Regions from separate parts of the Homo sapiens genome. Here all the other regions are linked to region 3. Evidence: chromatin loops called from intact Hi-C (ENCODE). Cell type or tissue: PC-9. All regions are shown on one strand. Region 1 overlaps CRIP2 (cysteine rich protein 2). Region 2 overlaps BRF1 (BRF1 general transcription factor IIIB subunit). Region 3 overlaps AHNAK2 (AHNAK nucleoprotein 2). Region 4 holds the start of LOC124903398 (a long non-coding RNA gene). Region 5 has its middle 22 kb from the start of NUDT14. Region 6 has its middle 6.2 kb from the start of LINC02298.

The links. A loop is a pair of places that touch in the nucleus more often than their neighbours do. Peaks named below come from ENCODE experiments on the same cell type or tissue, not always from the same donor. Only the 100,000 strongest peaks of a DNase experiment are listed, where the experiment ranks them.
Region 1: it touches region 3 in a loop (6-fold over the local background); 5 of 110 quality-filtered maps call a loop at or near these places.
Region 2: it touches region 3 in a loop (6-fold over the local background); 3 of 110 quality-filtered maps call a loop at or near these places.
Region 4: a loop joins it to region 3, with 5 times the contacts of the local background. A loop is called at or near these places in 106 of 110 quality-filtered maps.
Region 5: it touches region 3 in a loop (5-fold over the local background); 3 of 110 quality-filtered maps call a loop at or near these places.
Region 6: it touches region 3 in a loop (10-fold over the local background); 42 of 110 quality-filtered maps call a loop at or near these places.

What each region holds. Positions count from the first base shown.
Region 1 is chr14:105,479,435-105,483,434 of GRCh38, forward strand. It overlaps CRIP2 (cysteine rich protein 2), which reads left to right. Exons shown (of 8, transcript NM_001312.4): 7 at 2-59; 8 at 152-728. The coding sequence ends at 219. Among named protein-coding and RNA genes, the nearest start is that of CRIP1, 5.5 kb to the right of the region's middle. RefSeq lists enhancers at 1,383-2,104, 1,773-1,882, 2,663-2,982 and a silencer at 1,493-1,642. In PC-9, CTCF peaks have their summits at 1,626 (motif pointing right) and 1,827; DNase peaks (open chromatin) are centred at 1,567, 2,057 and 2,677; H3K4me3 peaks cover 699 bases; H3K27ac peaks cover 1,654 bases.
Region 2 is chr14:105,279,965-105,283,964 of GRCh38, forward strand. The region is part of intron 2 of BRF1 (BRF1 general transcription factor IIIB subunit); the gene reads right to left. Among named protein-coding and RNA genes, the nearest start is that of BRF1, 19 kb to the right of the region's middle. RefSeq lists an enhancer at 3,063-3,604. In PC-9, CTCF peaks have their summits at 2,068 (motif pointing left) and 2,267; no DNase peak of the experiment used is centred here.
Region 3 is chr14:104,970,651-104,974,650 of GRCh38, forward strand. The region is part of intron 1 of AHNAK2 (AHNAK nucleoprotein 2); the gene reads right to left. Among named protein-coding and RNA genes, the nearest start is that of AHNAK2, 5.7 kb to the right of the region's middle. In PC-9, CTCF peaks have their summits at 2,226 and 2,429; DNase peaks (open chromatin) are centred at 121, 1,741, 2,081 and 2,751; H3K4me3 peaks cover 1,747 bases; H3K27ac peaks cover 4,000 bases.
Region 4 is chr14:105,031,057-105,035,056 of GRCh38, forward strand. It overlaps LOC124903398 (a long non-coding RNA gene), which reads left to right and starts at 1,801. Exons shown (of 2, transcript XR_007064368.1): 1 at 1,801-2,134. RefSeq lists an enhancer at 2,554-3,055. In PC-9, no CTCF peak of the experiment used is centred here; a DNase peak (open chromatin) is centred at 1,525; H3K4me3 peaks cover 568 bases; H3K27ac peaks cover 2,535 bases.
Region 5 is chr14:105,200,892-105,204,891 of GRCh38, forward strand. No RefSeq gene overlaps it. Among named protein-coding and RNA genes, the nearest start is that of NUDT14, 22 kb to the left of the region's middle. In PC-9, CTCF peaks have their summits at 653 (motif pointing right), 860, 2,259 (motif pointing right) and 2,459; a DNase peak (open chromatin) is centred at 3,890.
Region 6 is chr14:105,085,997-105,089,996 of GRCh38, forward strand. No RefSeq gene overlaps it. Among named protein-coding and RNA genes, the nearest start is that of LINC02298, 6.2 kb to the right of the region's middle. RefSeq lists silencers at 781-1,050, 1,561-1,890. In PC-9, a CTCF peak has its summit at 988 (motif pointing left); DNase peaks (open chromatin) are centred at 1,015, 2,055 and 2,375; H3K4me3 peaks cover 1,917 bases; H3K27ac peaks cover 2,243 bases.

The sequences.
Region 1 (4,000 bases), 510 kb after region 3:
GCACGACGGCCAGCCCTACTGCCACAAGCCCTGCTATGGAATCCTCTTCGGACCCAAGGGTGAGTGTAGCCAGGGTGGTCCACGATGTCTTCCCTGCCCTCCCCTTCCCTCCACTGTTCCCCCGACCCACCCCAGCGGCCTCCCTCCACAGGAGTGAACACCGGTGCGGTGGGCAGCTACATCTATGACCGGGACCCCGAAGGCAAGGTCCAGCCCTAGGCTACAGCGGCTCTCATGATGTGGGCTCACCTGCGCCCCAGACCCTGCAGGGGCCCCCCTGCTTGGCTCTGCTGGGAGAGTGCTCAGCCGCCCAGTCCTGCCTGCAAGCCCAGGGCGAGTATTGGAGGAGGGGCAGCCACGGGCAGAGCACCATGCCCATCCCCGAGTCTCTGGTGTGTCTGCCCCCTCTGGCATCCTCTGGGCGTCCCATGATCCCTTCTGTGTCTGCGTGTCCGAATCCCCGTGTGACCCTGTCCCAGCATTTTCCCGCCGACCCTGCGTGTCCCCGTGGCGCTGTCCGCTCTCCCTCTCCTGCTGCCCACCCACCTGCCAGTGTTATTTATGCTCCCTTCGTGGGTGATGGCCACGCCCTCACCATGTCCCTGGCAGAGGGCTTCCCTCCGGGATCCCCTGCCTGGTGCCCACACTGCCTCGCAAGCGCTCGCCACCCTCACGTGGCTCACCTGCTGTTGAGCCTTGTGCTGTCAATAAACGGTTTGAGGATTGCAGGATTGTCTCTGCTTGTGGGATGGATGCAAATCCCAGACCAGGGTCCCTTTCTCCGGTCCATGCGTGCTCCCAGCCAACACCCCTGGGCCTGGCTGCTAGTGGGGGTGGGCTCTTCTCCTGGGGGTCATAGTGGGAGGTGGGGCCCTGGGATGTTTCTGAGCAGGAGGGAGGGATGGGGGCGGGGAGCGTGGTCTCCGGTTTGGGTGGTGGTGCCCACCCAGATGGGGAGGCAGTAAGAACGCCAGGCTGTGGGGAGGTAAGGAAGGTGGGAGGCATTCCGGGGCCAGGGTCCTGGCCAGGGTCAGGTGAGGGTGGGGTCCATGGAGGACAGAGCCTTGGAGAAAAGTTGAACCTAGAACCCTGAAAATACCAACAGCAGGCCTGAGAACCCGGAGCTGCCTGGGTGTGTGGACCCTGGCAAGCGCAGGAGGGGTCCGCCCTGAGAGCAGAGTGTGGCTGAGGAGGGAAGGGGGCCGGGGACCAGAGGAGGGGTCCTGGGCAGAGAATGGGGAAGCCGGCGAAGGTCGGGTGGGACAGAGGTCTCTGGCAGCCCCAGACTGGACTGGGATGCGCAGGAGGGTTTGGGGGCTCTGGTCAGAGCAAGGACTGGAGAGGCTCAGCGTGGCTGTTTCCAGCTTTTGTCCATAGGGTGATGGACAGGCTTTTGTGGACAGGCCTGCCTTGGGTGTGGCCCAGGGACAGAATCCCTGCCCAAGTGTTCTGGTGAAGGTTTTAGTGATGACCGACTCGCCCCTGGCGTCTTCATGGTCCAGGCTCTGCCCTTTCAGCCAGGGGCGCTGGCGGCTCCAAGGAGCTCTCCCCTCCCCCGCGCCCCGCCTTTGCTGTGCGCCACTCCTCGGGTGCCCACTAGAGGGCGCACTGTCCCATTCTGGCAGCACAGAGCAGAAACGTGGAGACCTTCCCCAGTGGCTGAGCCCTGTCCTGGCGCCATCTGGACTTCCCACCTTGGTTTATGCTCCTCTGCTCCTGGCACCACACCGAAGTTGCCTTGGCCCTTCCTTCAGTGAGGGGCACTCAGACCTGGCCACCTCCAGGCCCCTGTCCCCAGTGCTACAGGGTGGCCGGGGCTTTACGCCTCTTCCCTGCTCCCAGCCGTTGGCACAGCTCCCTGCCTGGCCACCCTCCAGCCCATGGGCTCAGACGGAGCTGAGCCTGGATGCTGAGCCCATTGTCCCGAGAGCAGCCATCCATGTCCTGGCGGGGCCTGGGCTGGCTCCGGGGTCCAGCCGTACCACAGCTGCCCTCCAGCCAGGCACCCAGTGCGGTCTCCTCCCACCTGGAATTCAGCCAAAACCCCCGGGGCCTGACGTTGCGGAAGGGACGGCCAGTCCCCAACCCCAGGCAGAGGGGAGGATCAGGCAGGTTCCAGACCCCTGCTCACAGGAGAGGCTGGGATGGTTCCCCTTCTCATCCCCTCCTGCCAGGCCCAGGCTTCCTTGTGTGTGTTGGGGGGTTGTTTCGGGAGAACTGAGAATTTCCGGAGTGCCCGTCTCCGCCCTTGCTGCGGGCTCCCAGGGTTGCATGGGAAATTCCTGCTTTCAGCTTGGCGGGGCGGGGGGCGGGGGGGGGACTGGAGGGCTCAGCTGGACCCCCCTCCCTTGGGAGCCTCCAGTGGAAACTATGTCGTGAGGAGAGTGGTGGGTGGTGTGCCCTTCTCTAAAACCTGGGCGGCGGTGGGGGATTTGTGTGCCAGAAGACCTTCCAGGGTCGGTTGCGGGGATGATGTGGGTAAGGGGTCTCCTCCAGAGATCAGCCCCTGACCCCGCCAGGGACAGCAGCACCCCCGACCCCAGGTCTGGCTGGGGCAGGACCATTTCCTGCGGGGCCGGTTTGAGGATGACGCCTGCCTGCCGTGTTTGTTTCCAAGTCATTGTCATGGAAACCGGGGCGGTTGTTGCTACTGTTTGTCTGGACTGCGTCGCTAGGCGGTGTTGCTGGGGTTGGCTGGGTGCCCACGGCACTAACAGGGCTCGCTTGGTGTCTCCAGCTCCAGGAAGCTATGCCCTCCCAGCCGCCTGCCAGCCAGGTGCTCCCTTGGGTGCCCACAGACCCAGATATCCCCTAAAAGGGAGGGGAATCTGGAATGGGCTCTTCTGCCTTTGGGCGTGCCTGCTTCTCTGTCCCTGCCTTGGGGGCTGCTCTGCCCTCAACCTTCACTCTCTTCTACTTGGACCTATGCCTGGCCAGTGAGGCGGCTCTGAAATGCTATCTGCTCCATCCCTCCCCTTCAGAACCCCTGGGAACCAAGTCCAGGGATCCACAAGGCCCTGGTGCCCCATGGGGCTAAGCTCACACCCCGGCGCTCTGTTGAACCGAGCTGTGCCGCTCCCCGTCTGTACCCCCACTGTCCAGTCTTCCCGTGTCTCCTGGCCAGGTCCCTCCAAGGTATCCCCCACTCCAACCTGGGCTGGTGGGGCCCTCACTGGTGCCCCCAGCCAGGCATCTTTGTGGGGCCAGCTCAGCCTGCAGCTACCCCTGTCTCCACTTCTTCTGGCCCCTGCCCGGGACCCCCAGCACCCTTCCTCCAGGCCCTGCCCAGCCAGTGACCGCAGCATCGGCCCTGGGTACCCCTGCTCCCAGGGTCTTCCCTAATTCCTGGACCCCTTCGGACTCCACACAGCTGGGACTAGCGCCCCTGACCCTGACCCTCCACAGGACTTGGTGGGGCACACCTCCCTCCCGGCCCTGGGTCCAGCTTATTGGGGGCCGGCGGTAGCCTGAGAGGTGGATGTGAGGAAATCACCCAGTGCCGTGGGCCCCTAGCTCTGGACCGTGGAGGGCTGGGCACAGGCAAGGGCAGGCTGGAGGACCAGGACGGCCAGGTATGGGCAGCACTTTTCCCAGCGCCTGATGGGCTTCCGGTGGGGATGTGGGGTCCAGCTGCCAGGCGGGGAGGCTGGAATTCCAGCCTCTGGAATTCCTGGGCTATGGCTGTAGGATGCTGGGTACTAGGCCCAGCCTCAAGAGAGGGGAGGGAGGTCAGGGGCACCCCATCTGGCCAGTCTGTGGAAGCCAGGCAGGGGTGCAGCCCCGCTGGGGGCAGGGCTGGCTGAGGGAGCCCCCTTCTTCCCTCTTTCCACACCTTGCCACGTCTGCTCTGGGAGAGGAGGAACTGCGCAGCCTTCCCACCTGCTCGGGGCTGGAGGTGAGGCCTGGAGGACAGGAGGTGCCTGTCTGGTAAGCCTGTCCCATGCCAGCCCCATGCCAGGTCTGCCCAGGGCAGGAATGGCCACTGAGCCCAGCACGGCCA
Region 2 (4,000 bases), 310 kb after region 3:
GGAGCTCTCCTTCCTTGCTGCTGGGAGCACAAAATGGCTCAGGTGCTTTGGAAAAGGGTTTGGCAGTTTCTTACAAAACTCAGCATACTCTCACCACACCACCCAGCAATCACTCAGAAAAACCTGCACGTGACGTTTACAGCAGCTTCACTCATAATCGCCCAAGCCCAGATTCCCTTCAGCAAGCAGGTGAAAGGATAAATCAACTGTGGCGCACCTAGGCGGTGGAATATTACTCACCACTAAAGAGAAAGAGGCCACAGGCTGTGCAGAGACCTGGAGGACAGTTAAATGCCCATGGCTGAGTGACAGGCTGCACAGAGAAAGGATGCACAGTGTGCAACTCCAGCTCTACGACCACATGACCAAGCGCCGGTGAAAAGATCAATGGTTGCTGGAGGCTGGGGAAGGAGGGATGAATGGGTGGAGCTCAGGGGATCTTTAGGACTCTGAAAGCACTCTGTATGAAACTGTAACAGTGGTTACCCGTCACTACGCATTCATCTAAACCCATAGAACACGCACCGCCCAGCGTGAGCCTGGGTGTGTGGTGGAAGCTGCGTGATCCTGAGCCCAGGTGTGCAGATACAGCCTGAATGATCCTGAGCCCGCGTGCGCAGGTGGAGGCTGCATGATCCTGAGCCCGCGTGTGCAGGTGGAGGCTGTGTGATCCTGAGCCTGCGTGTGCAGGTGGAGGCTGCATGATCCTGAGCCCGGCTGTGCGGTGAAGGCTGCGTGATCCTGAGTCCGGGTGTGCGGATACAGCCCGCGTGACCCTGAGCCCGGGTGTGCGGATATAGCCCACGTGACCCTGAGCCTGGGTGTGCAGGTGGAGGCTGCATAATCTTGAGCCCAGGTGTGCAGGTGGAGGCTGCATGACCCTGAGCCCGGGTGTGTGGATACAGCCCACGTGACCCTGAGCCCAGGTGTGCGGATACAGCCTGCGTGACCCTGAGCCCAGGTGTGTGGACAGAGCCTGCGTGACCCTGAGCCCAGGTGTGTGGACAGAGCCTGCGTGACCCTGAGCCCGGGTGTGTGGATACAGCCTGCGTGACCCTGAGCCCAGGTGTGTGGATACAGCCTGCGTGACCCTGAGCCCAGGTGTGCGGATACAGCCTGCGTGACCCTGAGCCCAGGTGTGTGGATACAGCCTGCGTGACCCTGAGCCCGGGTGTGTGGATACAGGCTGCGTGATCCTGAGCCCAGGTGTGCAGGTGGAGGCCGTGTGATCCTGAGCCCGGGTGTGTGGATACAGCCTGCGTGATCCTGAGCCCGGGTGTGTGGATACAGCCTGCGTGACCCTGAGCCCGGGTGTGTGGATACAGCCTGTGTGATCCTGAGCCCGGGTGTGTGGATACAGCCTGCGTGATCCTGAGCCCAGGTGTGCGGATACAGCCTGTGTGACCCTGAGCCCGGGTGTGTGGATACAGGCTGCGTGATCCTGAGCCCAGGTGTGAGGTGGAGGCCGTGTGATCCTGAGCCCGGGTGTGTGGATACAGCCTGCGTGACCCTGAGCCCAGGTGTGCGGATACAGCCTGCGTGACCCTGAGCCCGGGTGTGTGGACAGAGCCTGCGTGATCCTGAGCCCGGGTGTGTGGACAGAGCCTGCGTGATCCTGATGAGTCGATGTGGGGCGGCTGACTGCAGCTCGTGCACCACAGTGGAGGGGGGCACTGACGGGGTCAGGGGAAGCTGTGTGGTGGGAGGTGCTCAGAGTCTACAGGAACTCTCTGCCGATCCATTTTGCTGTGAACCTAAAATGCTCTAAAAATTACAAGTCTTTTTTTTTTTTTTAAATTCCTTTCTATATGATTCCCACTGTATGAAGCAGAAAACCAAGTGAAGCCAGTGGGCAGCAGGTGCTTTCTGAGCTGCTGCAGGCCTGACTCATGTGGATTTGTCAGGTGGTTCATGGAAGGTCAGCACATTTCATGCACTTTACTATGCGTGCTATACTAGGAAAAACAGACCAAGAGAACAGAAAAAGAATTTCCCTGAGAAACGCGTCCCAAACGAAAGGCTCATCAGGTCAATGAAGAGAGCCCCACCTAGCGGCATTTCAGAACCGTCGCTTCAGAACATCAAAGAAATCATCCCAAAAGGCCTGAGATTTTAAAAACAGAGATCAAAACACACTGGCATTCAACGTCTCTTGCTGGTGGACCCGGAGCAGATGCTCCCCACATTCCATGGGGTGCCTGTCTCAACCCCTTGGCAACCATCCCAGGGGGAAGGGGCAGGAGTTTCTCTCTCCCAGACCCTTTCTCTAAATACAGTCTCAGCGTGTCCCCAGCAAACCAAAGGAGGGGCCTGTGACCTCGCAGGGTGCACGGAGGCAAGCAGAGGAGACAGAGTCCTCGCAGAACATGACTGTCGCTGCGGGCAGGAAGGGTGGCCCGTGAGTTTATTTCCATCTTTGCAGTTTTCTAAGAAAGGCAATCAAGACTTCACCAAAACAGTAACAGTCGGAAGCTACATTCACAGATTTCCACCAAACCTGGCAGGCTGGGTGGCGGGCGGGAGTGGAGGCCGTGGGCCAAGCTTGCAGCGGGACCAGGGCTGATATGAAAACTTCAACCAAGGCGGTATGGGGAGAACAAAGGAGAATAAACAAAATTTAAACAAACATAACCCATGATAAATCAATCAATCAAAATAAAGGGTTTTTTAAAAGTAAGATAAATACAGCCAGGTGTAGTGGCTCACACCTCTAATTCAAGCACTTTGGGAGGCCAAGGCGGGTGGATCACCTGAGGTCAGGAGTTCGAGATAAGCCTGGCCAACATGGCAAAACCACGTCTCTACTAAAAATACAAAAATTAGCCGGGCGTGATGGTGGGCACTTGTAACTCCAGCTACTCGGGAGGCTGAGGCAGGAGAGTAGCTTGAACCCAGGAGGCGGAGGTTGCAGTGAGCCCAGATCGCGCCACTGCACTCCAGCCTGGGTGACAGAGCGAGACTCCATCTCAAAAAACAAACAAACAAACAAAAGGTAAGATAAATACGAAATACAAAATAAGAGGCAGGAAGAGCCCAAAGCATCAGAAATGTGCCAGTTATAATGGGCCAAAATCCCCTCTTGTGTCTCCAGAAGTATTTGAAAAATACGTTAGGATCTGCCTCACAGACATGCTCCCAGGACACTCGACAGCAAGGAGGTACGGCGGGCCCAGCCAGCCAAGGCAGAGGAGGACATCACTGCCACAGCAGGGGGCCTGACTGGCAGCAAAAGGGACGACTCCGGCGAAAAGTCAGCAGGAAACAGGACAGGGGCTGGACCAATGGCCTCCCTCAGCCCCACACCCCACCCAGGCAGGAGCGGTGCCTGGCCCGGGGCAGGCGGGTGGGAGAGCTCACTGAGTGGGCAGCAGGGCATGGCCCCTGATGCTGCAGGTACCCAGGCTGCAGCTGCAGAACCTCAGGTGGGAACCCAGGTACAAAGATCAGCATAGGGTCCCCCAGAACCACCCATCCCCAGTAAGACTCAAGAGGGGTGGGGGCCCCGCAGCTTCCCCCACACAGTGAGTGGGGTCCACGGGGCCTCCTGGGCCTGCAGGTCACAACCTTCACTGACACTCACCCCTAATTAGGGAGCATGTATGTTCCAATTTTCATTTCTTTCTTGAACCAAAGGTATTTAAAAGGCTTTTGAAAAGGTAAGATGAGCCATTTCTCTTTCTCTGTTGTTGGTTTCCAATCCTATTGCAATGCACGCGTCTGCACCGACACTACTCTTTGCAATTTGTATAGGTCTGAGGCACGACCAACTCTAGTAAAGATACCGCGAGTTTTTGGGAAAATACAGACTACATTCTCTGTGGAGAACAAAGCTCTTCACATGGAGAAAATCTTGAAGTCAGTAGAAGAAAAAAAGGAGATAGCCTAGTGGCACCACAAGCAATGGGCAGAGCTGGGCCCCAACCCAGGCAGCCTGAGGTCAGGAGGGCCCCTGGGCAGCGCAGCCCCAGCCCCCACCTGGAGGAACTGTAAACGTGTGTGC
Region 3 (4,000 bases):
GCCAGGAGCCTGGCCAGCCCCCAACACTCACTCAGCTTCTTGGAGCTGGGGACCCCACCCTGAGTGCCCACCCCCAGCCTGAGCAGCTGACTGCAGAGGAACAGACCGCTCTGAGTCACACAGCCAGCCCAGTCTGGTGAGTGCCTTAGTGTGCGCCAGGTCCTGCTGTGTGGACAGACACAGGCCTGAGGCAGGTCCCTCCTAGGCAGGCTCTGCACAAACCCTGTGTCTCAGTTTCCCTATGGGGGCCAGGACAGAGGCTGGCCCAGAAGGGAGGAGAGGCATAGCCTAAGGGCCTGCCCCCATGGTCACTGGGCCAGTGACCTTGGGGCCTGGTCATCTGCCACCTGCCTGAGCCCCCAGGGCAGCCGACCCTGGCCTCCCTTCAGCCCGCTCAGCCCAAACTCACAGCGGCCACCACACCTCGAAGCACCAGGGTATCTGGTAAGCAGGGTGCGGTGGGGCTCAGGAAGCAGCATTTTTTGAAACAGGGTCTCTCTCTCACCCAGGTTGGAGTGCAGTGGTGCGATCATGGCTCACTGCAGCCTCAAACTCCTGGACTCAAACCATCCTCCCGTGTCAGCCTCTCAAGTGGCTGGGGCTCCAGGTGACGCCACCACACCTGGCTAATTTTAAAAATTTTTTGTAGAGATAGGATCCTACCATATTGTCCAGGCTGATCTCATACGCATGGGCTCAGGTGATCCTCCCGCCTTGGCCTCCCAAGTGGCTGGGGCTGCAGGCACACACCAGCACGCCTGGCTAATTTTTAAATTTTTTGTAGAGACAAGGTCTCCCTGTGTTGCCCTGGCTAGTCTCAAACTCCTAGGCTCAAGTGATCCTTCTGCCTCAGCCTCCCAAACTGCTGGGATTACAGGTGTGAGCCTCCGCACTGGCCTAGCTTTTTTTTTTAACAAGCCTCCCATCCTTCCCCGTCATTTCAATACAAGTGGTGGCTGAGAAACACCTGAGTCCCATGACCCCAAGTCCCCCACTATCCAGAGCTCCAGCTGCCTGGCCCACCTCCTGGTCACCTCACCCTGCTGCACCCTGGGCCCTTAGCCCCCACTCCTCTTTGCTCTGGGCAGCCAGGAGGCTCCAGCAGGACTCAACCAGCTGTGCTACGTGTAGCCCCCCTGGGATCCCAGTGTGCCAGCCCTGTGCCCATAGCCTGGGTGTGGACGTGCCTCCAACAGGCAGTCTGGAGCAGGCCCACACAGCCGAGGCCCAGCCCAGGCCTTAGGGGCAGCGAGGGGTCAGACCCAGCCTGGGAGGTCAGCGATGGAACGGCTTGCACCTGCACCAGGCCCCAACGGCATGGGAAGAGGTGGGAAGGTGCAGCTGAGAGGGCTGCCCCCGCCACGGGATGCCAGGGTGGCCTGAGGTGGGCACACAGAGAAGGGGTCCTCAAGTAGGCCAGAGGACTTCAAGGGCAGGGAAGGCTCTGTCCCAGCCCCAGGGCAGGGGCACTTGCCGGCAAATGGGGTGGGAGAGGCCTCAGGGGCTCCTCAGGCCTGAAAGGTGGGGACCTGATTCCAGGCCCCTTCTGGGCCTCCCCCCATTGCAATACCCTAAAAAGGCTGACACAAAAACCTAACGGTCACAAAGATAGAAAACGACTCTATTTACACGGAGGCAGGAAAGCTGGCCACGTCTGCTCCAGGGACACTCCCAGACAGCTCTCACCTGGGAACGCTGTTTACTGTTTACCACCTGACACCCACACTCAGCCAGGCAGGGCAGGGCTGGCTGAGTCAGCGCCGTACCCAGAGGCCCAGCCTGCTGGAGTGGGACAGGAAGGAGACGCTGGCACAGAGCGGGGCCGTCATGCCAGACACAGCACTGACCCCCGCAAGAGCCTTTGCTGGGGCCCCCACCCCAGCTACGCCCACCTCACAGCAGCCAGAGGGAGGTGCCCTGCACAGCTGGCCACAGCGCTGGCCACGCAAGCCCTTCCCAGACCCTCGCTGCAGTGCGGCCAGTGTGGTCCGCCAAGCCCTGGAACACATGACGGAGATCTCCTCCTGGTGCACCCTCCCCAACGCGGACAGCCATGGGAACGCACCACACCCTGCCCCAGGCCCTCTCCAGACTCTAAGCACGTGCCACTGGCTCTGCCTGGGGCACCCTCCCAGCTCAGATCCTGGACTTGCTCCCCCGCCAGGCACTCAGAACCGAGCCCTCGGCTCCAGAGCCCCTGGCGGTGGGTGCCCACAGCACGGTGCAGACACACAGCAAGGGATGGGGTCAGGCTGGAGGCCCTGGGCTCTGGCTCAGGGGGCCACTTACTGGGAAGGGTAAGAGCTGGAGAGCCATGCTTCACACCTGCCCCTGTTGCTACCCAGTCCCAAGAGAGGCACACTTGACCACCAGCAGGCGGGTGCTGGGCAGGGCCTTGCTCACCTGCCTCAGTTCCCGGGGGCCCCACCTACCGGACCCCTGGCACCACGTGGTGGGACTCAGTGGTCAGGCAGGTGTCTGATCAGCTGGAGGGACGGCAAGCAGGGGCTCTGCTAAGCCACCACATCACAGACCCTGAGACCTAGGCCATCCGGCATGTCCCGTGATGCGCACTGAACAGCTAGTCCTGGCTCAGAGCTGCTAGGACCCAGGACCAGCTAGGAGTCGCCATGGGAACTCGGCTGCTGGCGGGGGCCAGGGAGGGCTGAGGGCAGCGGATGGTGAATCAGCCGGGAGGAGGCCAAGGCGTGAAGCTCGGCATTCTCAGGGCGTGTGTCACCAAGGAGCCCGCGGTGCTGGCTCACCCAGGAGCCAGGCCTGCCAAGCAGCAGGAGCAGGGCGAGGACCGAAGGCTGTGGCCCTAAACAAAGGGGCCTTAATTCCACCTGGTGGGGGTGAGTCATGGGGCCTCCTGCCCACCCAGGCGCCATCACCTGACAGCCCCTCCAGCCGGCAGGGCTCACACGGACATAGCCCAGTAAGGGTCCCCCAAGTGTCCTGCCCCTGCCACATCCCGGGTACCCCCAGCTGCCCCTGCTTGGCTATACCCTCAGCAGCGTCCAGGCAGGGGTGTGGCTTGAGATCCCTTTCCGGACTCCTGCCTGGAACAGCCTGGGCAATTGCCTAGCCTCCCACCACCGCCACCCCTGCAGGAAGGAGTCCCTCCCAAGAGCTCTGCAGAGAGGAGGCCCCGATGCCACTCCCACCCTCACAAGCACACATTGGGTCAGCAGGTCCGAGTGCGCAGCAGAGCTGGCAGGGCAGGGACCCGCAGCCGGAGGGGAGGGGAGGGCGGTGGCTGCAAAAACCTCTGCCTGGCCTCTGTGGGGTGCGGGGATGGGGGAGTACCGCCTCCCGCCCCAGCCCCTCCCCATCCCCTGCCTCCTGGGCTCAGCTCCATGTTTCCATTTTAGAAAGTGCTTCTGACTATTAAATATTTATCCGAGCAAGGAAGGCCTTGACTCCCGGCCAGCCGATGACTTCCAAAAAAAGAAAAATAAAGGGAAATCTGGAGGCCCAGGCTGAGTGCAGGTGGGGCCTGGTGGAGACACCCTCAAGCTCGCAGCGTGGCTGGGGATCCCGTCACCCTTAGAGCGGGTGGAGGGGAGCAGAGGAGCATGCCCCGTCCTCCTTGTGTGTCCAGTTAAGCCTCCGCTAAGCTCCCTTAGCTAACCTGGCCTCCACATCCCCCACGGAGCAGCTTCCTTCCCACCAAAACTGCCCTAAGACCTATGGGGCTCCCCGGTGCCCTCAGGACAAAGCCCTCCCTCCAGCAGCTGACGCTGCCACCTCTCCATCCTCACCCCACCCCGTCCCAGATGCACTGGGTTGAACAACTTGCAGGTCCCTGACTTCGCCCTCAGCCTCTGCAGGCTCCTGCTGCTTTGCCTCCGCTTCTTTTTCATGACCAGTCCCGGTCTCCATTGGGCCAGTTGTCCTCCAGGGAGCCCTCTCTGGCCCTTCTGTGCCCCCTAAGGCTGCACTGGCCACAAAAATGGGATTCACATTTGTTGACTGAACAATGGGTGGATCCTTCCTC
Region 4 (4,000 bases), 60 kb after region 3:
ACCTCCACTTGGTCTCTCCCTTGACACGTGGGGATTATGGGGAGTACAATTCAAGATGAGATTTCGTTGTGGACACAAAGCCTAACTATATCACATGGTGTCGCCTGCCTGTGGTTCCAGCTACTCAAGCTGAAGTGGGAGGATCGCTGGAGCCCAGAAGGTCGAGGCTGCAGTTAAGCTGAGATAGTGCCACTGCACTCCAGTCTGGGTAACAGAGCCAACAGATTGGCTGCAATAACAGAAACTGAAAGGAAAATAAATCTCAGGACCCCAAAATCACTAAGCCAACGGGAAAAGTCAAGCTGGGAACTCCATCAGCAAACCTGCCTCCCATCCTATTCCTAAATAAAATAGCTACAAACATAAAAAAGCTATGTCCTTCCCTCAAAATTTGTCCACAGAAAATTCCTTGTGGACAAAAGACACGCAGAACTCAAGAGTCCTCCCTCTGCTCCGGTGAGACAAACGCACAGCTGATGGCTTCTTTGCCCTATTGTTTCACTAAGCTGGACTAAGGCGTAAGTGACTATTCCTATAAATTGTGTATTCAATTAAAGGCTAATCAGAAACTCAAAAGAATGCAAACTTTTGTCTCTTATTTACCTATCACCTAGAAGCCCCCTTCCCGATTTGAATTGTCCCACCTTTCCAGACCATTGAAACGATTCTCCTGCCTCAGTCTTCTGAGTAGCCGGGACTACAGGCACCCACCACCATGTTCGGGTAATTTTTGTATTTTCAGTAGAAATGGGGTTTCACCATGTTGGCCAGGCTGGTCTGGAACTCCTGACCTCAGGTGATCCACCTGCCTCAGCCTCCCAAAGTGTTGGGATTACAGGTATGAGCCATGCACCCAGCCTCAGATACGTTTTGGTTTACCAATTTGGTAACCAACAGAAAGGACTCTGAGGCCGGGCGCGGTGGGTCACGCCTGTAATCCCAGCACTTTGGGAGGCCGAGACGGGCGGATCACGAGGTCAGGGGATCGAGACCATCCTGGCTAACACAGTGAAATCCCGTCTCTATTAAAAATACAAAAAAATAAGCCGGGCGTGGTGGCGGGCGCCTGTTGTCCCAGCTACTCGGGAGGCTGAGGCAGGAGAATGGCGTGAACCTGGGAGGTGGCGCTTGCAGTGAGCCAAGATTGCGCCACTGCACTCCAGCCTGGGCGACAGAGCGAGACTCTGTCTCACAAAAAAAAAAAAAAAAAAAAAGACTCTGAGTGGAGGTGACCCTGACCTTCAACAAATCTATCAGTGATTGGTACCAGCTTGAGCTTTCTTTACGGCTCAAACCAATAGGACAATTTGCTGAAGACTGGGAGCTTCCCTCCCTCCAGAGAATCCCAGATCTCCCAAAATTTGGTTGAGATCTACAGTTTATTTTTCTGTGCAACTGTCAGAGGCGTGTGAACCAGAGCAACTCCACCTTGAATAGGGGCTGGGTAAAATGAGGCTGAAACCTACTGGGCTGCATTCCCAGACGGTTAAGGCATTCTAAGTCACAGAATGAGACTAGGAAGTTGGCACAAGATACAGGTCATAAAGACCTTGCTGATTTAAAAACAGGTTGCAGTCAAGAAGCCAGCTAAAACCCACCAAAACCAAGATGACCACAAGAGTGACCTCTGGTCATCCTCACTGCTACACTCCCACCAGCACCATGAGAGTTTACAAATGTCATGGTAACGTCAGGAAGTTACCCTATATGGTCTAAAAAGGGGAGGCATGAATAATACACTCTTGTTTAGCATATCATCAAAAAGTAACCATAAAAACGGGCCATCAGCAGCCCTCAGGCCTGCTCTGTCTACGGAGTAGCCATGCTTTTATTCCTTTACTTTCCTAACAACATTTATTTCCCTTTATGTACTCGCCCTGATTCTTTCTTGTGCGAGATCTAAGAACCCTCTCTTGGGGTCTTGATCGGGACCCCTTTCTTGTAACACAACTCCTTTTTTTGGAGTTTTACTTGCTTCCAACAAGGAAGGCAAGTTTTCCTGCTTCCATGACGGTGGAAGGCAGATAACTCCTTTCCGGAGTTCGAGCCTGCTTTCAACAGGGAAGGCAAATTTGAGTTTTCCCCTGCTTCTAGAATGGAAGATGGCAGTCTTCAGCCTGAGACCCATTCCTAGGTAAGTAGCTTAATTGGGTTTTCGTCTTGGCTAAAGTTATGATTAACAACCAGCTGGTCTCAGTTTCTCTTTACCATTAGAGTGCTCAGTAATCATATTGTTGGGATCTTTTTTAAAAAAATGTTTTCCGGTCTTTCTCCCATTAGATTTGACCCACTCTACCTGCCTTGGTCAAATCCGAATGAGAATTCCAAATTATGGGGAACAAGGACTTTCTGAATTACCTAAAATTCCTCACAGATGCAAAAGAGAAAACCAAAACAAAACCATACTCTCGGTTTCCGCGTTCGCTCCCCGTCGCGCTCTCGGTTTCCGCGTTCGCTCCCCGTCAGGCTCTCGGTTTCCGCGTTCGCTCCCCGTCAGGCTCTCGGTTTCCGCGTTCGCTCCCCGTCAGGCTCTCGGTTTCCGCGTTCGCTCCCGGTCGCGCTCTCGGTTTCCGCGTTCGCTCCCCGTCGCGCTCTCGGTTTCCGCGTTCGCTCCCGGTCGCGCTCTCGGTTTCCATGTTTGCTTCCTGTCTTACTTTTCTTCCACCCTGTTCCTCCTTCCCCTTCACCAACTTCAGTACCAAGAAAAAAATCTAGAGGTGTCTAATGACTCAAATCCTGTAAAGAACTCAGAACAATGGCACCACTCACCCCTTTTGGGGTGTTCTGTTTTCTTGGTGGCGTTTCAAGAGTCATGGACAGGTCCTTCTGGGTCTAAGGCTCTGGCTCCTGCTACATTACCTGTATTCTTTGGCTTTGTGGGGGTACCAGAGATGACCTTGCGCTATGAGAGGATTTGAGCTTGGCGTTTATAATCATGGTGGGCGAGAGCTACAAAGTTAGGGGTGGCTGAGGACAGTTTATAGGAAGTGGTCTTGGCTGGGATTTTTTCCCCCTGGGAAGTTGTTGTTTAGGATCCTAATTCTAGTTCGGAGGTGCATTTTAAAGGGTCTTCTCCATTGCCTTGTATGCACATTTGCATGAGGAACTCAACTGTTGTTTTCATAGGTAAATGAGAGATTGAGTTTCCTCAGCTCCAAAAAGAAAGGACATTTTGCTTTTCCCAGTGGAAAGGTGCTCCTGGGTGAATGGGGGCCAAGCAGGAGTGTCCGGGGGGTTGACCCGCTGCGATGTGCGACGGTCCTACAGGAAACCCCCAACAAAATTAGTTTAAAAGGTTGTCCAGGAAGCGCATGTAAGAGTGGCTCACTCCGCACTTTGAGCCCTTCTGGAGGTACTTAGACGTCCTGAGAGAGAAATTGAGACACTTAGACCTCCGGAGAGAGAAATTGAGACACGTGAGAGGGCAGCAATGACTCGTGGTGACACTGTGAAGTCCCACCCGCAACCAGCACAGTTTGACCCATGACACTTGCTAGGCCACAGGTCACTTCCTCCTTTTGAGAAAAAAATGTGGGAAACAAATCATCTAAGAATGAGGAAAGCCAAGGAAAGCAACGCCTCTTGGGCCCCCGTTTGGTTTTATGATGCCTCTGTTTGCAAGTGTTTGTATAAAATGGAAATATGGTCTTTCTGTGCACAATTACGTCAAGGAAAATGCAGCGCCTGAGGGTCGGCCTGCAACTGTCAAGTTCCTAAGTGGGTTTTTTTTGTTTTTTCTTTTGTTTTGAGACAGTCTCGCTCTGTCACCCAGGCTGTTGTGCTATGGCACCATCTCGGCTCACCGCAACCTCCACCTGTTGGTTTCAAGTGATTCTCCTACCTTAGCCTCCTGAGTAGCTGGGATTACAGGCACCCGCCACCATGCCCAGGCTAATTTTTGTATTTTTTAGTAGAAACGGAGTTTCACCATGTTGGCAAAGCTGGTCTTGAACTCCTGACTTCAGGTCATATGCCTGCCTTGGCCTCCCAAAGTACTGGG
Region 5 (4,000 bases), 230 kb after region 3:
AAGCGCATCTCCCCTACAAGGACAGGGGCGCTGGCCTGTGGGCAGCACTTCCCGGTTCCCTGCTTCATCCTCGCCGACTCTGCGCACGCACTTGGCTGTCAGGCTTTCTCCACGCTTGCTGAGTGAATCCATGAACAAATGCATGAGAAACACGCATTTTCCAGAACCCCACGTGCAGCTGGAGGGAATGCTCCGGTCAGGGATTTGTGGGAGGGGAAGTCCGAAGGGGTGAGGCCTGGAGGGTGGGCTGTGTGGGGATGGCAGCCACTCCCCATCCTCCGGGCGCCGCGGGGGCAGAGCACAGAGACAGAAGCTCGAACATCGTCTCCATGCTGGGTACATGTCTCCCAGCATGTGTGTTCCTGGACCCCAGGCAGGCGAGGCTGTGGCCTGCAGGTGCTGACCCTAGCTCAGCCTCAGCCCACAGTGCCGCCTCCACCTGCCAGGTTCTGTGGCACCTGCAGTCCGGCCCTGCACTGCCGCCCAGGACCCCCACAGCGGCCAACTCAGCTCAATGGGTGGGTGGTCAAGGCTGGAGCAGAGCCATGGGGGCCAGCCCCCGAGGTGTGCTGGCGGCCGGGTTAGGCTGGGGTCATTTTCCCAGGCTCCACCAAGGCGGGTACCTGGCAGACAACGTTATTGTCCACAGGGAGGCAGCAATGACTCAGTCGGGCTGGTGCAGAGGCCCCCGGCCGCAAAGGAAAGGAGGGTCCCCACATCGTCTGGCAGAGTGGGCACTGCCTCCCCTGGGCAGGTGTGACTGGGCCTTCTGCCCGGCCTCCTATCCCAATCTCAGTCCAGCTAGGGCCTCCTGGGCCTCTGTGGTCCCAGCTTTGCTGTTAAGTGGGTACATGTAACGCTCCCTCCCTGCCTGTCAGCGGGCCTGAGCTGCGGGCACTTCCCCAATCGAGGCCCCCCGGACTGCTCAGGAGTGCCCCGACCCCAGCTGTGGCTCCTCCCTGTCCAGGGTGAGCTGGGGTGTCAGTCCTGGGGGCATCAGTGATGGAACAGAGTCGGGTTGAGGTCAGGGTTGGGTCCCCCAGCCTAGCGCCCCTGACTTCACAGTTCCAGCCGTGCTCATTGTGTGGGGACAATGGCTTCCTGAGCCAGGTTCCTCTCCGGGCAGGAAAACCACACAGAACCTCCTCTTTGCCTCCGCCCACGGCCCCTTTGAAGGGCCTGGGCCAGCCTCAGGCACTGACTGCAGCCTTGGGGCCTGCCCCCGGCGCCACCTCTTACCAGCCTAGCCCAGGCCCCGGTCTCCCCAGGGACCTGCCAGTCCTCCAGACACGTAGTACAGGCTGCAGGGACAGTTACTGACGGCCCAGGAAGCCGCCGGCCAGAACCATGCAGGCAGTGGGCTCAACACAGCATCAGAGCTTGGAAGGACGCAGAGTCCTGGGCCCGGACTCCGTACAGGCTGGAGACGGAGGCAACCGACCCCCCTCGGTGCCTCCCAAGAGGCCAGGGTACATCTGCAGGGTGGCTGAGCCCTGTGGGGGCGGACAGCCAAGGGACCCTGGAGGGTGTTGGCCCTGGAGCAGGCGCACCTAGGCTGGAGAGGGCAGAGGGTCCTGGCACTCAAGGCCTGAGAAGGGCCATCTGTCCTCACACAAGACAGGGGACTCGAAGCGGGGCTGCCTCAGGGCGTGTGCATGCCCTGCTTCCCCAGATGGTCCTGGGATGCCCCTGGAGATGCAGAAATTGGGGACCAGTCCTGCAGGGGAAGGCAGGATTGAGGGCTTTCTAGAGTCACAGGTGGCAGGTGGGTCTGGCAGAGCTCTGCACTCTGAGGCCTCCAGCCGTCTGTTCACCTTGCTGGTGAAGGTCTTAGACCCCAGGCAGAGGAGGCTGGGATGTTCAGGCCTGGGGTGTGTCCAGGGCCCCACTAAGGTCTCTGGTGCCAGGACTGGGACAGGGACTGGGATGCTGCAGGGGCAGGTAATCTCCTGAAGCCCCCAAGGCTCAGGGTTACTTTTCCTCCGAGCCTGTCTCCACCGTCTTGGCCAAGGGGTCCTCAGACCCTGAAAGGGAAGGACCGAGGAGGAAGGCGAGAAGGCCTTGCTGTGTGGGGTTGGGGGCCACCAGCCAGGCAGGGCTCCAAGATTCAACAAAGACCTGATACAACAATTAAGAACATAAAGGCATCTTCGTGGCCTCCGGATTCACCAGATGGGGTGCAAGGTGGGCTTCATCACCCGGGAAAAGGCCAAGTGTCCCAAGAACATAAATGTCCGCTTCCAGATGGTGCCGCCCGTGGCCGCCAGGGGGCGGGCCAGCCGAGTCTCCCGGACACACTGGGCAGGCCGGTCCCGCAGGAGCCTGGATCCCGGGTGCCCATCCCTCAGCGGGTCCACGTCAGCCTGCTGTGTCTCGCTACCACCTCCAAGCTCCATGGGAGAACCACAGGGCGGCCCCCACCCACCATCACCCAGCTGTGGGGGCTGGGAAGGGCGTGCTCCACACTCCTTTGCCCGACTCCCTCAAACCAGGGGAGCGGGTGGCAGTCCCTGGTGGCAGACTCAGACTCTAGACAGTGACAAAAGAGCCCCCATTTCTGGCCCCAGGCCCAGCAGCTCCTCATGCAGCAGCCCCTGCCCCACCTGGAACAGGACCAGAGAGCAGCAGCAGGCCTAGAAGAGGGCTTCTGTCAGTGTCTTGGAGGACACTGGGGGACAGACGGTGGAAAGAGGGGCTGGGAGGTGGAGGGAGGGGATGGGGGGGAGGTGAAGGGAGGGGTGGGGGATGGGGAGCAGGAGGCAGAGGGAGGGGTGGGGGCATCCTCAGGGGCTGCCCGGCATCTGCCCTCGCAGAACCTCTCATTCAGTGAGAGACCCTGCAGGTGTCCCTTGCTGCCCCAGTAATGCTCAGCCCAGGCCCAGGATTCCTGACCCACCCTGGCTGGGCTGACCAGGGGCCTGTTTGGCAGAGGGGCAGACGTGGGCAACAGAAGGCACCTGGGGGTTGGGGGAGCCTGGGACTGTCTGCTGTCCCCTATTCCAGGGGCCTGGGCAGTGGGGGGGTCACGCTGGAGTGCTCACCCAGCCTGGCGCTGCCTCACTCCCCGAACTGCCAGGAAGCTCACCTCACTCCCCACTCTGTGGCCGAGGGATGGAGCAGGTGCCAGGTCACACAGCACTGGTGTGGGCTGGGTGACCATCAGGTGCTGGAGTTACCAGACACAAGCCCCCAGACCATCCCTCCCCGCTGCATCTGTGGGGAGTGGCTGCAGGGGCAGGCCTGGTGACTCCTGGGCCCTGTCACAGTGCCCCTGTGAGGAGAAACTACCATGAGCATCCCCAGCCAGGTGCGGTGGCTCACACCTGCAGTTCCAGCTACTCTGGGGGCCGAGGCAGGAGGATCGCTGGAGCCCAGGGATTTAAGGCCAGCCTGGGCAACATAGCATGACTCAATCTCAAAAAGAAATTTAAAAATTAGAAAGATCACCCACAGGCCCACAAGTGTCCGAGGGCTCAGCCACCATGTGGGTGTGGACTGCGGCCAGTTGTCTGCCCCAACCGGGCCCGACACCCTGAGCTGGTCCAGAGGCTCCCGGCCCTCAGCATCTGTGCATCCAGGTGTGGGTCTGGGTACACACGCTCAAGCCCGTGCACATGGTGGTGGGATGGGTGCGAGCAGACGTGTGTGCGGATGAATGTGTGTACGTGTACACGCGTACTGGGTGTGCATGAATAGCGGCCATGTAGGAGGGTGTGGTGTGCATGGAAGGGCACTCACAGGTGTGCACAGGCACACGTACGTAAGGGCATTATGCATTTCTCTGTGGATGGTCACATGCCTGCACACGTGTGCCCCTGAGGCTGCCAGCTCCGTCCTCTCTCTGGCTGGCTGACTCTAGCTCAGCAGCCAGCAGCCAGCAGCCAGCAGCCCACGTGGCCCTCAGCCCCTGCCCTGCCCTCCCCTCTGGCATGCGGGCAAAGGTGACTTGGACTTGGCAGAGGGCAGGAAACTCCAGGAAAGCTCTGTGGCTGCATGAGTG
Region 6 (4,000 bases), 120 kb after region 3:
CAATGGCACCCCAAGAGCTAAAATGGACTCTAGGGGGGTGGCCAGGCCCTGGTGGGGGAGGTACACTCCCACTGCCCAGATCCAAACCCGATGGCTGGGCCCTGACCTGCAGGGTCCCAGGCTCACCAGCCCCTCCTCCTCTAACAGGCCGGTGCTCAGTTCCTCTTCCCCTCCGGAGAGACCCAGCTTCCCACAGCCTGTTTCTCTGGGGGACAATTCCCTGCAGCTTGGGAATTCTCACCGTCCCACCTCCCATTTTATCTTCTCTTCTTTCTCTCTCTCGCTCTCTTTTTTTTTTTTTTTTTTTTTTTTTGAGATGGAGTCTCACTCTGTCACCCAGGCTGGGGTGCAATGGCCCAATTTCGGCTCACTGCAACCTCTGCCTCCTGGGTTCAAATGATTCTCCCGCCTCAGCCTCCCAAGTAGCTGGGACTACAGGGACCCGCCATCATGCCCGGCTAATTTTCGTATTTTTGTAGAGACCGGGTTTCACCATGTTGGCCAGGCCAGTCTTGAACTCCTGACCTCAGGTGATCCGCCCACCTCGGCTTCCCAAAGTGCTGGGATTACAGGCGTGAGCCACCGCGCCCAGCCCACCTCCCATTTTCTTAGAAGAAACTGAGACACAAAGAGCCTGAGAAAGTTGCTTAAGGTCACACAGCCCATCAGAGGCAGGGTGCAGGGTGAGGCACAGGGACCAGAAACTTCTTCCACCTGATATCTCTGAGACAGCGGCCTCCCTGTTCCCCTCTTGCCACAGTCTCTCCAGGATAAGGTGAGGGTGTCAGGGGCCTGGGTCCCCACTTGCGACCCCACCGGGCTGCTCCTGGGACGGGCTGTGCAGGCCAGGAGACTGGCGGACCTAAGAAACTGAGACGTGTTTCTCAGCTCCCCCAACCACGTCCCCAGCCCCGCCGGTCCCGGAGCTGCCCTGCCGCCTGGTGGCTGCGGCTGCGCTGCGCCCGACCGGCCCGCGCTCCAGGGCATCCGACCTCCAGTTCCCCCGCCCGCGCCCGGGAGTGCGCCGAGAGCAGCAGAGGTCGAGACAGCAGCCCGGAGGTGGTGTTACCCGCAACCTCGGCTCCTGCGCTCGGGGCCGCTTCTCTCCTGGGTGCAGTCAGCTCTGCGCGGGGGACCCTCAGCACGCCGTCCACGGACACGGCTCCCTCGGCCACAGTCTCCTCCCCGCCATCAGACGCACTGCAGACCTGGGGCCTTTGTTTCCCAGGCAGGGAAATGGGCGTGCTGCGCCCACGGGCGCAGGGAGGACGGGGGAGCCCGCCCTGGGGGCCTGGAGGATTCGCGTGGCCTCCGCGGTCCAGAAGTACTCCTCTCCCCTAGCGATCCCCAGGATTCTCTTCCCCAGTTCCCTCCCTGGTCTAGAACCGAGACTCACAGCTCCCCACCCCTCGGTCCCGAGTTCCCTGTCCCCTCCCCCCAGGCCGGGAACCACCCAGTCCCCTCCGCGCCTCCCCAACCCCCAGCCCAGAGCATTCCTGCCCGCACCGTACCCTTCAATCTCCGCCCCCGGCCAGGAGCCTCCCTGGCCCTTCCCGCCCGGCGGGGCAGGCTCCGGGCAGGCGGGCAGCCTCGCGGCGGCGGCATCCGCGCCCACCTTCATGCCGCCGCAGGCTGGAGCGCGCCTGGGCCTGTCGAGGCCGCTGGCGGAGCAGCGGCGGGGCGGGCGGGGAGGCTGCGTCTGCGCGGCCCGGAGGAGCCCCCGCAGAGGCTGGAGCGAGCCCAGGCAGGCTGGGGCGCTGGCGCGGGGCGAGCTGGCGGGGGCGGGAGAGCTGGCCCAGCGCTGGGTTTCCTGGGTCCCAGCACGCACGCGCGCCTTAGTGGGGCGCCGGCCCGCTTCCCAGGCAGATCGCCCTTGGCCTCGCCTCTGGCTCTTTTATTTGCACAATCACCCCGAGGTGGGTGATGCTATTGTTCCCACTTTTCAGATTCGAAAGTCGAGACACAACTGGAATTCGTATCCAGGTTCCAGACACCGCCCGTCCTCGGGCAGAGGTTTGCGCAGAAACAAGCATCATTCCTGACCTTAGGGACCTCACCGAGCCTGCCTGCGGGCAGGGCAGGGAGGTGCTGAGAATTCGGGTGCACGTGCCAGCACCCGGGGCCCCAGAGCTCCCCTCCCCATGAAGCCCTCCCTCAGCCCCCTCCCTGGAGAAATGGCGAGCCATCTGGAAGGAGGTCGAGAGGGGACCCGCTCCCGCCAGGACCTCTCTTCTGGGAGTGGAGGAGTGGGCGGAGGAGAAGGGTTCCTGAGTCCCCAACCCGGTCCCAGGCCCTGGGAGCCGCCCCTCGCCCCCTCGGGAATCTAGTTCTCTTTGCCAAACCGCCAGCCCGGGCGGAGGGCTGGGGGCGGGGGCGAAGCCGAGCGCGCTGACACACGCGCCTGGAATTCCCAGGAGAGCCGGCCGCGGCCTGTGACCTCTTCTGCTCTTGGCCGGCCCCAGCCAGCGGGGCCGAGGGGAGGACAGGCTCCCTCCACGGGGGTGGGGCGCACACCCACCTCGTTCCTCCTGCTGGAGCCCGCCCTGTCCGTGTCCCTCCCCCTCCCAGGCAGCCTGCCTGGAGGTAGCAGTACCCTCTGTGCTCCGGACCCAGGCAGATGTGAACTCCCCTCACTCCACAACCACCAGAGACAGCCCGGGGCAGACCCTGTCCAGCTCCTGCCCCAGGGCCTTGAGCACATTACCAAATGCTCTGTGCCTGTTTCCCCATCTCTGCAAAGGGTGCTAACGGCCATCTCAGAATGGCTCGTTGAGATTCAAAGTGTCTTGTAAATGGTTGTTACAATTGCATGGAAGGTAAACTGAGGCCCAGAGGCCCCAACACCACAGAGCCACGTCTACTCACCAGCCCCCAGCCCCCACCACTCCCCGCACAGTGTCCTCCATCATGCTGTGGGTTTTGGAGGTTCAGAGGGCACCCAGCTGGGAGCTCGAGGCAGGCTGAGCTGTACACAGTGGTGTGAATGGGCGTGCATGTCATGCAAGGCAGTGTGCTGTGTGCCCTCCACGTGTGAAGGTGTGTGCCTGTGTGTGAGTGCTGGTGTGAACATGTGTGTGTACCCTGTGCTCATGCAAGTGTGCATCGTGTGTATGCTGGAAGCAGTGTGTGCGCGCACGCATACTCTGGGCAATCCACTCCTCGGGTGTGGTGTTGTGTAAACAGTGGAGGTCTCAGATGCCAGTCCCTGGGGACACTGGGCCCCCGCCCCAGGTTTGGCTGGCCCAGCTTGTCCCCTCCCCTGATCAGCCCTTGCCAAGGAGTGCTTTGCCATCTGGGGGCTAGAGGGAGTTGTGGTGGGTTCAGCGCCCTGCAAGGGCAGGCCTGTGCCCTGAGAGCAGATGGTCCCCGGCTTACCCTCCAGGCCAAGAAGTCCCCCAGCTCAGGTGACAGCAGAGCCCAGGAAGGAGGGCCAGCCAGGTCAGCCAACCCCAGGGAACCCCCCACCCCGACGGCGCTGGGCACTCAGGATGGGGGACTCCGCAGAAGCCTTAAGGACTGACAGTCCAGGGAGCTGGGGTCCTGCCGTGCAGACACACTGGGGGACCCAGGTCTGCAGGGACTCGCTGCAGAACCAGGAGTCCCAGGGCACACGAGCCTCCCTGCCCAGGTTGCTGGCAAGCCCCTGGGGTGAGTGGGGGCCCAGCTGCCCCGCCCTGAGCAGGCTCAAGCCCGCTTCCCAGATCCCCCCTGAACCCACTGCCCGCGAAGCAGGGTAGGAGATGGAGCAGGGGACCACAAACTCACAAACTGAGACCTGTCCCTTCACCCTGGGCCCAGAGACCAGGCAGACCACTTCCCACCCAGACCCAGAGCCCAGAGGGGTCTCATGGGCTGGCCCACCCCACCACATCCCCGTATGGCCTCCGCCCTGACAGCTCCCGAAGGCCAGGGATGCTCCCTCCCCTGGTGTGGGGGGCTGGGATGGGTGAGCCAGGGCCCCCACCCACCCCTAGCCTTGTCGCTCCTGCCGCAGGTTCCT